Regions from separate parts of the Homo sapiens genome. Here region 2 is linked to region 1. The links are chromatin loops, found by intact Hi-C in ENCODE. Cell type or tissue: tibial artery. All regions are shown on one strand. Links, peaks and the distances in the headings refer to the core of each region. The heading gives the core; the rest is flanking DNA. Region 1 has its middle 17 kb from the start of SPATA31F3. Region 2 overlaps PHF24 (PHD finger protein 24).

Region 1 (7,416 bases), core at 1,223-6,222:
TCACTCATGGTCAGCTATTTTTTCTATAACTCCATTTACATTAGATTCAAATTTCACCTCAGCATCATCACCCTTTGGATGAATTACTGTTGCCAGGGCAATGGGTTCCTACCCCGATAAAAGAGTAGACTCCTGTAGTTGACAGGTCCACCAGAATCACAAGTGGTGGGGAGGGGGAAGTTTCTCAAATAGACACTACATATTCATGATAGATTTTGCTCCTATCACACATTGTCATAACACTATTTATAGTGATAGAGGATTGTATTAGTTCGTTCTCGTGCTGCTATGAAGAAATATCCCAAACTGGGTACTTTATAAAGAGGTTTAATTGACTGACACTCTACATGGCTGGGGAGGCCTTGGGAAACTTACAATCATGGCAGAAGGCACCTCTTCACAGGGAAGCAGGAGAGACAATGAGTGCCGAACGAAGGCAGAAGCCCCTTATAAAACCACCTGATTTTGTGAGAACTCAGTCACTACCACGAGAACAGCACCAGGGTTGGTGGTGGGGTGGTGTGGGGGGGGACCGCTTCCATGATTCTGTTATCTCCACCTGGTCCCACCCTTGACATGTAGGGATTATTACAATTCAAGGTGAGATTTGGGTCGGGACACAGAGCCAAACCATAACAAGGATACCACCCCTAAGAGGACGAATCCAATCATCAAATCTTAAGCTCCTTTCTGCACAAATCACCACAATTCTGTTTGTCAAAGAATCTTTCCACCTCCATGGTTCCTAGTCATTATATCCCAGACGATCCTTACCTTCTGATCCACAAAAGAAATGTCCACATGTTCCATGTCTGGACTTACCTGTTCTCTGATTGCAATGGAAACAGGTGATACCTGCCTCTGATCTTCTTTACTTTGTGAACCCTTAAAATTTCCCTCTTGGCATTTCTAGCTTTGATACTTCTGTGCAGGTTTTGGTTCTGCCTACTGTTTTGGTGTTAATGTTTCTTGTTCAAAATATGAAATGAGGACTACCTACTTCAATTTTCATTCAAGGATGAAAAAAAAAAAAGGCCAACCTGCCAACATGGACTAGTGACAATATGCATTGTAAAGAAAATAGAACTATCATCCCTGAAGACTTGGAAAGACATGCTGCTGAAAATGCTTTGACTAGGAAAAGCAGACGCACATGTTAGGAACTATGATATCTGCTTAATGGGTTTTCAATAAAATAAATGTGTCTGGTGAAACCCCGTCTCTACAAAAAATACAAAAATTTAGCAGGGCATGGTGGTATGCACCTGTAGTCCCAGCTACTTGGAGGGCTGAGGCAGGAGGATAGCTTGAGCCCAGGAGGTCGAGGCTGCAGTGAGCTGTGATCGTGCCACTGCACTCCAGCCTGGGTGACAAAGTAAAACCCTGTCTCAAAAAAAAAAAAAAAAAAAAAAAAGAAAAGAAAAAAGAAATGTGTCAACCTGGGCAATATGGTGAGACCTGTCTCTACCAAAAAAAAAAAAAAAAAAATTAGCCAGGCATGGTGGCACACACCTGTAGTCCCAGGTACTCAGGGGGCTGAGGCAGGAGGATCCCTTGAACTTAGGAAGTCGAGGCTGCAGTGAGACATGATTGCACCACTGCACTTCAGCCTAGGTGACAGAGCAAGACCTTGTCTATCAAAAAAAGAAAAATAAAACAAAGGAAAAAGAGGGAAAAAGAAAAGCAAGTGATCACAGGAAGGCATTTAGATGATTGGAAAAGACTAGTAACCCAAATGTGATGTAAATAGAGATGAAAGGAATGTTAGCTGAGAAAGAATAGATTTCAATGAAACAAAAGTTGTGTAAGAAGCAGAACCGACATGAGATTCATGGAAAAATGAGATTTCTGTTGTATAAGGATACAATTGAGAAGTACTTCCAGACTGTAAAAACAAAAACAAAACTAAAACTCCAAAGTAGACATTATAAGAGAAGACGATAGATATAGAGACCAAAGGACGAAAATCAAATGTAGGAATAAAAGACTTTTATTGTAGGAATGGGGAGGAAAACCAACAAAAAAAGAAGTAATAATGCAAGGTACAAGAGAATAAAATGTTCCTGAGTGGAAAAAAAGAGCTTAGATTATATATTGAAGGAACTTACTGTTTTCCAGCAAACTTAACTTTTAATAAATGCTATATCTACCTATATCCTGTTGAGACTTACATTTCCAGGTAAATTTAAACACATTAATTTACCCTGCTATAATGACATAAAATATTTTTTTAAGAAGGAAAAAACCCATGATATTAAAGAAAATGGGAAAGCAGATGGAGGAAGAGGGAGATGACAGTAAATAAAAATTGTCAACAAAATTTTGCAAGCTGAAAAACAGATAGACTAGTAGTAATTGATTTAGGAGACCTGAGAAAGGACAAGGCTAAATATCTGTGAAGTGACTATACAAGAATAAAGCCAAATAACTCTAAAGGCTCAGGATTTGGTGGCAGCTACCTCTGAAAGTGGGGTTGAAAGTATAAGAATAGACACCTAAATCTCCTCTTCTGCTCCTCACAAACTTTTAACACTCCTTCTCCCACAAAAGGACAAAGCCTAAAGGTTTATGCTCCAGAAAAATTAATGCAGAGAGACCCTGGACTCACCTGGACCAGGCACAGCTAAGAGTGAGTGTACCGTAGTGAAAGCTGAATGCTCCTTGCTCTCTTTACCTACTGTGCCCTGAGAGTACGAGAGCCAGACCTATACCATCTATAGAGGCAGGAGATTGGAGGAGTCTTTTCTACCGCAAAATCCACAAAACCTAAATTATTTACTCTCTAGCTGTGTCAGGGTTTGCTGAACCCTGCTTTAGGCCATAGAAATTAAAGGGTTTTTGAAAACTAAACTTTGCTAGGTTTAATTTTAGAATTCCTTAATCAGTTCTCTTTACATTTTCTGAAGTTTATGGATAATAAAATGATAGCATTTCTAAGCAAAAGATAAAGATTTTGCAGAGTTCTTTAATAATGAATTCTGTGAAACGTATTCTATCAATAGAGTTAAGTTGAATTTTCCAGGATGGGAAAATGAAATCAAGCAATTTCCTCCTATGTTAGGGCATGGTTTTCTTGAATTCATTCCTGTTTGGGGGGTCACTGAGATTTCATATCTGTAAATTTATAACTTTACTAAATTTGGGTAATTCTCAGCTATTATATCATCGCATATATTTTCTACACCAATCTTTTTCTCCTCTCCTGGAATTCCACTGACGTGAATTTTATCTTTTTGATATTGTCCCCAAAGTCCTCATGATTGTACTCATCTTTTTTTTTCCAATTTTTTTTTCTCTGTTTTTCAGATTGAAAATTTCTATTGGTCCAAATTCAAGTTCGTGGATTGGTCAGTCATTTCCATTCTGCTCTCAACTGTGTCCAGTAAATATTTTATTTCAGATACTGTATTTCTCAGTTTTAAATTTCCAATAGGTTCCTTTTTATAATTTATATTTCTTTGCTTAGAGCTTCTATATTTCTATTTATTTCAATAGTGTTTACTTTTACCTTCTGGAAGATGCACATAATAGCCACTTTAAGGTATTTGTCTAATAATGTCAACATCTTGGGGTTGACATCTATTGATTATTTTTCCCTTAAGAATTGGTTACATTTTCTTAATTCTTAATAGGTTGAATCTTAGACATTTTGTGTACTAAATTGTGAGACTCCGGGCCTATTTAAGTCCTCTGCAGAATGTTGGTTGTTGTTATTTTAGCAGGAAGTTAACCCTGTTAGGTTTGGATGGAAAGTTCTGTCACTTTCTGTGGGCAGTAGTTCCAAAGACTTCAGTTTTCAAAGTATTTGCTATGCTGTTTGGGTCTGCTCTTTGCATGCACTACTTAGAGGTTAGTCTGGGACATAGGTGATGGGCTATATGGCAGTTCGGCTCTCAAAGCTTTTGCTATGTGTTTTTTTTCATGTGTTCTGAACATACACAGCTTAGTGGTGAGTATGGACTTGTGACAATGCACATGGAAGTTGGGGATCCCTTATCCCCCTCTCTCCTCTGCCGGATTTTCAATACATTCTTTGTTTCTCAGGAGCCCCTTTTTACCAGTCCTTTCGTAGAGAGTTGGAGTTTCTCCTAGAGTTGTGGCCACCATAATCATACAGTTCTGTGTGATTGGGTCTACACTCAGGACAAGGTAGTTAGAGAAAAGAGAGAGAGAAAAGTAACAGGAACTCTTCCATCCACCCACACACACTCTTCCTACTTCAGAGGCATTTTTTCCCCCAGTTCCTCCTTCCAGAGGAACAGGTTTTCTCTCAGGGTTCTGGGTTTCTGTACCACTGCCTACATGACAGCTCAGCCGTATGACCAGGGCTGGTCTTGGGCATGGTTTGGAAAGGATGAAAAGAGAAAAATAAAACCAAGGATTCTCTCTACACTCTCTAGCTTGCTTGGTCCATCTTTTCCAGACCTATGGCCATGAAAAATGGGATTTTCTCAGTTTTTGCTATCTGTTCCTGCTATATAGTTCCCCGACTCAGGTTGCCTTTGGATCGAAATTGGTAGGTAAAGGAAGAAAACAACCCAGGAAACTCACTGCCTCCATTTGGATTGTTCTTCAGGCTTTGACTTTCCTTCACAGCCAACTGCTACTTCTACTTCTCAGAGTTCTTAGATAGTTGTTTCTTGTATTTTTCCAGAATTTTTGTTACAATCAGTGGGGGAGATAGGCTGCAACTTGGCTAGACATGGGCTGGACAGTTTTTTTTTTTTAAATCTTAAATTTGATAAACAAAAGAGTTCACATAGCAGGCTTGAATTAACTGAAATTTGGAAAATTTCTAGACAAAACTAACTATTCCTATTGTCCTTCCTTTTATGGGTTGAAGGAGCAAATCTCCATGGTACCTAATGGCCATTTTAGAAAACCCCATAGGCCGGGCGCGGTGGCTCACGCCTGTAATCCCGGCACTTTGGGAGGCTGAGGCGGGTGGATCACGACATCAGGAGTTCAAGACCGGCCGGCCAAGATGGTGAAACCCTGCCTCTACTAAAAATACAAAAAATTATCCAGGCGTGGTGGCGGGCACCTGTAATCCCAGCTACTTGGGAGGCTGAGGCAGAGAATTGCTTGAACCCAGGAGGTGGAGGTTGCAGTGAGCCAAGATCATGCCACTGCACTCTAGCCTGGGTGACAGAGAGAGACTCTGTCTCAAAAGAAAAAGAAAAAGAAAAAGAAAAGAAAAGAAAACCCTATAAATATAGTTTATTCATAAAAGACAACTTTATAGTTTTTTTTTAAAAAAAGTCTGACTGACTTTTAGATAGGCAAAACCAAGAATAGTTAGTAATTAGACAAAATAGGCTGGGCATGGTGGCTCATGCCTGTAATCCCAGCACTTTCGGAGGCCAAGGTGGGAAGATCAGTTGAATTCAGGAGTTCAAGACTAGTCTGAGCAACATAATGAGATCTCGTCTTTACTAAAAATCAAAAAAATTAGTCAGGTGTGATGATGTGTGTCTATAGTCCCAGCTATTTGGGAAGCTGAGGCAGAAGGATTGCTTGAGCCTGGGAGATGGAAGCTGTAGTAAGCTATGTTCCTGCCACTGCACTCCAGCCTGGGTGGCAGAATGAGACTCTATCTCAATTGAAAAAAAAAAAGAAGACAAGATACAAGTCATATATATCTAAAGATAAATATGCCATTATTTTCTATAGGGTAAACTAAAAGTTAGAGACTCTGAATCATGACAAAACCCCTTAGTCTTTAAATCTATTTCTTTTTATCTCATAACTTAGTAACATAGACTACTATGTAAATACACTTTTAAGTGTTCACAAAAAGAAACCCTAACAGTTTAATAAAGATTTTAGACTTTAAAAACATTTACTTACATATTTTAATTGACAAATACAAATTATATATGTTTATCATGTATGTTGTTTTGAAATATACATTATGAAATGGCTAATTTGAGCTAATTAACATTTGTACTACCTCACATACTTATTTTGTATGTATGTAGCGAGAACACTTAAAATCTACTCTCTTAGAAATTTTCAAGATCTTTTAGACATTTTTGGCTGCTTATCTGGACTAGTTATTCCTAGAGTATGCACGTAATAACAGAGTGACTTTTATTTCTAAGTTAATTTTTAATGTTTTCCAAGAGAGGGGAAAAAAGGAGGGAAAGGAACAGAACAAAAGAGAGGAGATCCTCATTAGCATAGTGGTGAGCCAAAAAAAAAGAGGCAAAACTGGCTTCAGACAAATATGAATACTGTAGAAGACTAATTATATTCCTTCTTCAAGGAGAGGAGAGAAAGCTTAGATGCAGGAAAACCCATTTTCACATATAGACATACAACAGAGAGTTATTATGGCTGGTTGAAACAGTAGCTCTGACCTTCCACAATTTTATAAGTGATACAATTTAAAAGCCAGCATTTATTAACTCCTGAAGTACAGAAATGAAGGAGGGGTGTCTTCTACATGAAACAAAACAATCACTCCATCTTAATCAGGCAAGATGAAAAACCTCCTTAAAAGGATTTCTTCGGCTGGGCGCGGTGGCTCACGCCTGTAATCCCAGCACTTTGGGAGGCTAAGGCGGGCAGATCACGAGGTCAGAAGATGAGATCCAGACCATCCTAGCTAACACAGTGAAACCCCGTCTCTACCAAAAAACAGAAAAAATTAGCCAGGCATGGTGGCGGATGCCTGTAGTCCCAGCTACTCGGGAGGCTGAGGCAGGAGAATGGCGTGAGCCCGGGAGGCGGAGCTTGCAGTGAGCCGAGATCGCGCCACTGCACTCCAGCCTGGGCGACAGAGCGAGACTCCGTCTCAAAAAAAAAAAAAAAGGATTTCTTCTCTTTATGTTCTAAGGTACCTCTCAAAAGAACAAAGTAGTCTCTGTAAATAGTTCACTTAAGTGTTTGCTGCAATTGCAAACGGTCCCTGGTAAAATTGTGACAGACAGAGAAGCATACAAGATAATGTGATAGTGAGAAACCATACAGGAATTGAGCATTTGGCCTAGATGAGGCTCAGTTTGGGATGAGGCAGAACACGTGAAATGTCAATGGTCCATAGGATGGTGCTTGTCCAGAGCTTGGCCAAAGGCCAGGCTGCCACTGATGACAGGCTAGCTAAACCTCCCAAGTTGGGCAGACAAAACTAAACAAATTAGTCCCCAAAGACACAAAGATAAGATAAGGGAAGAGCCAGGTATAGCGGTGTGCTCTTGCAATCCCAGCTGTTTAGGAAGCTTGAGCCTGAGAGTTCGAGGCCAGCCTAGTCAACATAGTGAGACCCCATCTCTTAAAAAAGAGAAAAAGGGGGCCGGGCATGGTGGCTCACCTGTAATCCCAGCGCTTTGGGAGGCTGAGGCAGGTGGACCACAAGGTCAGGAGTTTGAGACCAGCCTGACCAACATGGTGAAACCCCATCTCTACTAAAAA
Region 2 (7,416 bases), core at 952-5,951, 64 kb before region 1:
ACCCAGGAAGTTTGCTGTTCTGGAATAGGGAGAAGCGTGATCCAAATGGGCCTGTTCCTGTTGTGGAAGAACTCTGGGGCTGCTTTGCCAGGCCCTGGAATACGGCAGGCCTGACCTGGCCCACCAACTCTCCTCACTCACCCGTGGAGAGCTAGAGGCAGCAGCTCCAAAGAGGTAGGCATCACCTTGATCTGTGAAGGATCAGGGAACAAGATGGACTTCCAGTCCCTGTGACTGATGAGGCAGGAGAAAAATGCTATTCAGCTCTCAAAGCCCAGAGCTTGTCTCTACTCAAAATGCCCCGTCTGTGAGATCGAGCAGCCCAAGGCCAGTGGCACAGGAGATGATTTGCCAGGAGAGTAGGTAAGAGCCCCTGTGCTTAATGTGCTTTCATCTCAGTGCAAAACCCCAGGCCTGGCTGCTTCAGATGCAGTTCTTAGGCCCAGGAGTCCTGCGCTTTCTTGTTTTGACTAGACTGAATAATGGCCCCTCCTATGGATCAATCCTGGGGGACGGCTGAAGAGCATTTCTAAAAGCTGTGGGCCATACACCTGAGCCCAGATTTGTCTCCTGTCTGCTTCATTTCAGTCCCAAATAATCCAACCCCAGCAGCTCACCACCCTGCTTCCAGCTAAGGTGGTTCCTACAGGAGGAGACTACACAGGGCTCTCAAGAAGCCCCTGGCCGCAGCTCCTTGCTTTCCTCGAAACATTCAGCACCGAGCGGTGTGTGTTCTTCTGTACGCACCCGATTTAGCACAAGGGCCTCGAGCAATGAAGACGTGTTTGCTTCTGCATGACTGCACTCCACTCCCTTTTGAATAACTCTTGGTAGTCAGATCTCGCTATGCCTAAGTCATTAAGTTGGAAACAGAAGCCTAGAACATGGACCCCACGGCCGGCCAAGATGAGCCATAACACACGGACTGAAGAATTTGAATTTGATGAGTACTTAGGAAGGAGGGCTGGGGCTTGGAGGCCAGGCTTGGTGCTCTTGTGGCAGCCTCTGATTGCCCCAAAAGGCCTTCCATGCCAGGCCCAAGCCCTAGCCTGCTGGGGAAGGACATGTGATGAGCAGTGAGGAGAAGCAGCCACTCAAGCCGAGTCTCAGTGATAGGGAGAAGCGGAAAACTTCTTCTGTAAGGCTTTCCCAGGACCTTCTCTGCAGAGCCTCTTCTTAAGCCCCAGCCTCTTATCCTGTTTGTCAGGATGGCTGAAAGAGTCCCTGCTCAGGGCTCTGCAGATCTTTCTTGGGCTGTGGAAGGTGTCTACAGTTGAGTTGAGCTGGAATGATGAGGAAGCAGAGCCCCGTTCTCTCCTCTTCCTCCAGAGTGTGCTCTCGTCAGTCTCTGTGGTCGGTGACTTGGGTGAAGCATCTAACACAGAGGGCTGTGGCTCCTGCCAGTGTGTTTGCTCCATTCAGGCCCCCTTGGCCCTAGGCCATGAGCTACCATCTGAAAAATGGGGCCAAGAAGGCTCACCTTGATTTTTGACTACCCTGCTAAAGACTTTTGGACTCAGGTGACCTGACTGAGAGGTTCCTAGAATCCCGAGTCCCTGGGAAGGGCTGCCTCCCCCTCTTCCAGTCAGGATTCTCCAGGCTAGTTGCCTTTTCTGTCACCAGGAATTGGAATTTAAATAAATAAAGGGCTGAATTTCAGTGGTGATGTTTAACTCTTTTCCCAACTCAGTACAGCCGAGGTACATAATGCACACCTACTAGTAACAGCAGCTGACTGCAGAAGGGATTTTTGGTGGAGAAAGCGGGGCCCATTAGGATCTCCAGGAGCTCTAGGCAGGCATGCGAGTCTGACATGCCCCCTTCCTAAGAATCACTTGGCCAGAGACTTATCTATTGGAAATTAGAACTGGCCTGCCTATAGAAGGGGTGAGTAGAGACCCCCTCCTCTATACCAGGGGCTTCACAAAGGGACTTTGGTCCTTTCTCAACCAAAAAGAACCAGGCTTCTGAAGGCATGGACAGCTGGGCAGCATGTGCACATGTATATAAGTGTGGTGGCAGGTCCCGTCTATGATGTGGGGCAGGGGCGGTCCAGGAGAGGATGCTGCCACAGCTCCCAGGGCTTCTCCTTGTGGCAATGCATTCACTGCCTCTATTGTGAGGGGAATGGTGATTTCAGTGCCTTAAAGCTTAGTGACAAGTTAAGACGCTGGCAGTGTCCCAACCCCATGAGTCTCTGTGCCAGAGGTTGGTGGGGGAAGGGAGAAAGGAAAGGAGGGAGAGGATGTCACTGTCCTCAAACCGAGCTTCTCTGCTCCATGCTATCCTGGGGGCTTCAGGTGAATGGCTGCGCTGTTGGGGCGAGCAGCCAGGATGTAGAGGACATTCTCTTGCAGGAAGGTAGGCCAGTCCACAAATCTGGAGTGGAAGCAAAGAACAGAGTCGTGAGGCTGGTTTGAAGACACGTGAGCCCTGATCCCAGGGGCAGCATGGCTTGAGGAGGCTGGTTTGAAGACGCGTGAGCCCTGATCCCAGGGGCAGCATGGCTTGAGCTACACAAAACTCAGGGAAGCTTGGCTCATGCCTGACCTGGCTATGGCTGGCTGTGCTACCAGGCCAACAGACCAGCTGGCTGGTCCTATAGACTTGGGTCAAATGTGCACTCTTGGAGCCTGGTTTCTTGGGTGGGCGCTTGCTGTTTTGGAGTGGGAGTGGGTAATGCCCTCTCTTACTTGTGTGTTTTGTGGGGGTTCAGAGGGTACAAATGGCCAGGTGAGGAGGTCCTACTCACCTGGACTCCTGCTCTGTGGGCAGCAGGGTCTTGTCCTGACTCTTGCTGCTGCTGCTGGCTGGGCTGCTATCTGCGATGGGACCCACATGGCTGATGCTGCTGGGCATGAGGACACGTGGTTAGGAGTGGGATAGTGAAATGCCTGCCCCCTCCCAAACTCTGGTAAGCCCAAGGCTCTGGACATGCTCATCCAGGCTCTTCTGACATGTGGCAACACCGAGTTGAAGGCAGAGGCTGTCCTATGCCCTGGCCCGTAGGCATCACCATCCTCTACCTAATGCACAGGAGGCTCCTCTCTCGGCTGTTGGCAGGGGGAGCAGGGAGGTATGGAAGGGCCACTGGCATGGAAAAGGGAGGAGGAGAGGCTGAGTGGGGACCAGGACTGGTAAGGAGCAGACCTGACACTGCAGGAAGGAGCCTCTGGGAACCGTTTGCAAAACCAAGAGTGCTGGGCCCGGCGGCACTCTGCCTCACTGACGGTGCTCCCACTGCCCCGAGCCAGGAAGGCGGCTCGGGCTCGCTCCCGCTCCTTCACTGTCAGAAGCCTCAACAGAGAGTTCTGGGGAAGAAGAGACAAGATCTTAGAGGTGAAGATATCTTGTAAACTGCCAAGCCATAGAGAATCCTATCTCCATTACCACCTTTGCAACCTCCCTTAGAAGCTGCCCAGAGCCCTTCTGGAGGCATCAGCACTTCCAGTGCGGCCCAGGGCAGATCAGTCTTCCTCACGCAGTTTCCTCAGCCTGGGCACCAGATCATCTGTCACTGGATGGAACCTGAGCCCATTCCTGATACTTGTCCCTGCTTGAGCAGGACCCAGTGCTCCCCCAATCTGCCCAGCGTGCCTCCCAGGCCCTTGTCACCCAGTATCCCAGGAACATTTGCCCCAACTGGCCCTCACCTGGGGACGCAACTGCTGCAGAAGCAGGAGGGACTCATGGGACAAGAAGTCAGGCCACTCTATGTGGCCTCGATGTTCAGGGTCCAGGGCAGCAAACTGGCGGGCCGCCTGCTCTTCTTGCTCCTCACTCAGGGCCCTGTCACGGTCCCCCCGCTTGGCTGCTTGGTGGCGGTAACGCAGAAAGTCCTCCAGTGTCAGGGAGCAATCTGTGGGAGGCACCCCGTGCTAGCCATGCCCATCCTTCCTCAGCCTCAGGGCACCTCCATCACCTCCAGGGCACCCTCGGGGCCCCCAAACCCACAGCTCTTGCTAAGTCTCTGCCTCCCATGGCCAGGGTCACCCAGGCTGTGACAGGGATAGGTGACTCTGCTGGCCAACAACTCAGGAACAAGGACTCATTTACCCTCTACCCACTAAATATGGAACACTCCTTTCATGGTTCATTCTAGAAAGCCTGAAGGAGAAATCTGCCCGGCCCCTCTCCATCCATGCAGCACCACCCAACCTTACCAGGGATGACTTTACACCGCTGAAAGGTCTCCGTGAGGCTATACATTTCCTCCTCAGTAAGCAGCAAGTTGATGTTGTCCTGAAAATAAGGAAGAGCTGAGTCGGTGGCCATACAGGCCAGTAAGAAAGGCCAGGGTCAAGGGGGCTAGAAATAGAATTTCAACTGGAAAGCAGTTCCAAGATCATCTAATCCCAGCCTCCTATTCACAATCAATGAGATTGAGGCCCCAGAGAGGAGAAAGGACTTGGCCAGAGTTGTCTTTACTCTGGGGCAGAATCTTCCCCAAGAACCCAGATATCCTGACTCCAGCACTGAGTCCCTTTACTAAAACAGTGGTTTTCTCCTCTGAGCTAACCTAGGGATTTCTTGGAAGTGCCTTAGGAAGCTGCTGCAGGGAATAAGGGGGCTAGTGAGTAGGCAGGTTGTGAATCCCTATCTCCATCAAGCAGAGCGGCTCCATCTCCATCCCTTTTATCTACTTGGCTTCTGTGTTAGGCTGTGCTAAAAATGTATTTTAGTTAAAAAAAAAAAAAGTTTAATCCTAGCTCTGCTCCAAGTGGGTTGTATCACTTTAAATAACCCCAGAATGGTTTTAAAAGATGCCATTATTACAAGGCTCCTAAAGCCAAATGAGTTTTTTTGTAGTGCCACAGAAGTTTTAATTCCAAAGGAGCACCAATATCTTATTGTGTTGACGTTACCATACAGTCTTTAAACTATCAAAGATCCTTTCTAGTACAAGGTCATTTTCTTCCTCTGAGATACCCGCAAAGTACAAGAGCAGATATTTCATGAGTATTCATACGTGGATTTCATAAAGAACTCAAACCATTCTTTTTCTTCCATAACACTTTTTAAAAACTAATATATAATAGTTGTATTTTTCTTTCAAACCATACTTTCAATAAACACCTACTGAGCACCTAGTAAACACTGGGCGCCACAGTGGTGTGTAACACTGTGAGATGTTCAGTGTGGCTGAGGTTTGGAGTACATGTGAGTGTGTGTGTGAGGGAAGGAGGGGGCCTACTATGAAGTACCTCCAATACCCTTTATCGAGCCCCTCAAATTAGGCCTTTATTCTGAGGGCAAAAGGGAGCCACCAAAGGGTTTTCAAGTGGGGAGTGCCGTGGTCAGATCTCTGGCTGCTGTGTGGAAGATGGATTAGAGCGGCAGAGTCTGGAGGTGTGGAGAGCAGTTGGGGGCTGCCGCAACAGTCCAGGCAAGAAATGATGAGCAGCTAAACTGAGACATGAGAATGAAGAAGGGAAGAGAGATATTAGAGGCAGCATCATCAGGACCTGATGACTCACTGGATGTGAGGCATGAGGGAGAGATTGAACTGGAATTGGTAACTGGGGCATGGTATTACTATTCACAGAGATAAGGAGTGGAGGAAGAGCAGGTTTGGGGGCAAAGATGAGTTCATTTTGGGGCATGATGAGTGTGAAGTACTTGTGAGATATCAAGGTGGATAAGTGCAAGAGACAGGAAATTTAGGTCTGGACACACAGAAATAGGAGTCATTAGTGTTTAGATGGTGGCTGTAGATGAAGTCACCAAAGAGGGCGCAGTGAGAAAAGAAGAGTATTAAACAACAGAACCCTGAGAAACAGGACTGAGACAAGAAACTAACAAAGGGCATTGAGAAAGAATGGTCAGAGACTAAGGCTGGAAGAGCATCAGTAGAGAAGAAGGTACTGGATACCAAGCAAAGACAGCTGCAGAATGTGGGAGGTAATGTTAACGGTGGTTACACCACTGAGGTGGGATTTTATTGACTTTCTATTTTCTCTCATTTCCATATCTTATGCAATAATTCTCATAAAAATACTTAAATCCTAAAGAAAAGAGAGAGGAATAAAGAAGTAATAAATACTTCAGAGAGATCAAGTAAGAAGATGCCTCAGAAAAGGTCAGTGGACTTGACAATTAGGAGGTGACTGGTGACCTTAGGAAGCAACAGTTCTGCAGAATGATGGATGCAGATGTCAGATTATATGATAGGTGGTTGAAAAACCATAGGAGATGGTGAAATTCTTTTAAGAAGTTTGGCTGTGGGGCCAGGTGCAATGGCTTGTGCCTGTAGTCCCAGCTACTGAGGAAGCTGAGGCAGGAGGATTGCTTAGGTCTAGGAGTTCAAGGCTGCAGTGCTACGATCGCACCACTGCACTTCAGCCAGGTGACACAGTGAGACCCTGTCTCATAAAAAGAAAAAAAAGAAGAAGAAGATTTGTTGGCTGTGAAGGGAAGGAAAGAAAGGAGAGGTACTTGGAAGGAGGCTCTGTAAAAAGCCCAGTGGAGCATGGTGGCAATGATGGTAGGACTGTGTCAGGAAGCTGGGGAGGGAGCAGTGTGTTCCTGGGGGTTAGGGAGGTGACCCCTTCACCCCAGTCCTATAGCAGCAGCACACCGCAAAGCAGAGTGGCCGAGATGAAAGGATGGCATTTGGAAGGGGTGACAGGCACTAGAGAAGGTCGCCGGTACAGCAGGGTCTGCTGCAGTGTACTCCATGGGGACAGGTGTTTCAGTGGCTGAAAATAGCTGTTCCATAACAAGCCATAGAGGAAGAGTTATTTGTTAGAAAGTGGCACATCTCTGCTTTCGTCTAAGCAGCAGGAAGAAGGGGGGATCAGCAGGTGCTCCTCACTCTGAAATCAATAAACAATGACGATATCTGCAGGACAACAGATCAATAAGGCAAGACTTGAACTCTATTCAGGTGTAGTGAGAAATGGATATAAATCTGGCTTTCAATGGAAACCTTAGACTCTGTCCTTCATTAAAAGTTAGAAGGCATTTATATATAATTTGCGAAGTTCTGAATCAATAGAGCTTTGTCATTTAATTCACATAATAACCACTTCAAAGAGGAAGAGCAAATGCTTATGAGTCAGGTGGCAGGCTGAGTGAGGATCTCAGGCCTAGGAAGTTTTCCTGTGATAGAATCTACCCCTACTGGAAGCAAGCTGGTTAGGATCTCAGGTTAGTTTTCATATGGATACAATGAATGACAACTATAGACTATTAGAGAAAGAACTGCTCCAAGCAGAATTACTTTTGAGTAATTAGGCCCCAGTCAATCTCCTAGCTCAGAGGTTCTCTACCGGGGGTGATTTTGCTACCTTCACATTGAGATGTATGCTACCGGCATCTAGGGGATTAAGGCCAGGGTGCCGCTAAACATCCTACAATGCACTTGGCCCCTCAAACAAGTAACTAGCCAGCCTAAAATGTACTGAGGTTGAGAAA

Evidence for each region. A loop is a pair of places that touch in the nucleus more often than their neighbours do. Peaks named below come from ENCODE experiments on the same cell type or tissue, not always from the same donor. Only the 100,000 strongest peaks of a DNase experiment are listed, where the experiment ranks them.
Region 2: it touches region 1 in a loop (2.8-fold over the local background); 24 of 110 quality-filtered maps call a loop at or near these places.

What each region holds. Positions count from the first base shown.
Region 1 is chr9:34,909,025-34,916,440 of GRCh38, reverse strand. It overlaps a transcript of PHF24 not described here. Among named protein-coding and RNA genes, the nearest start is that of SPATA31F3, 17 kb to the right of the region's middle. In tibial artery, for the core only: no CTCF peak of the experiment used is centred there; no DNase peak of the experiment used is centred there; H3K27me3 peaks cover 249 bases.
Region 2 is chr9:34,972,978-34,980,393 of GRCh38, reverse strand. It overlaps PHF24 (PHD finger protein 24), which reads right to left. Exons shown (of 8, transcript NM_015297.3): 4 at 4,164-4,242; 5 at 3,654-3,859; 6 at 3,151-3,311; 7 at 2,753-2,848; 8 at 1-2,379. The coding sequence ends at 2,283. Among named protein-coding and RNA genes, the nearest start is that of DNAJB5-DT, 13 kb to the left of the region's middle. In tibial artery, for the core only: no CTCF peak of the experiment used is centred there; a DNase peak (open chromatin) is centred at 3,963.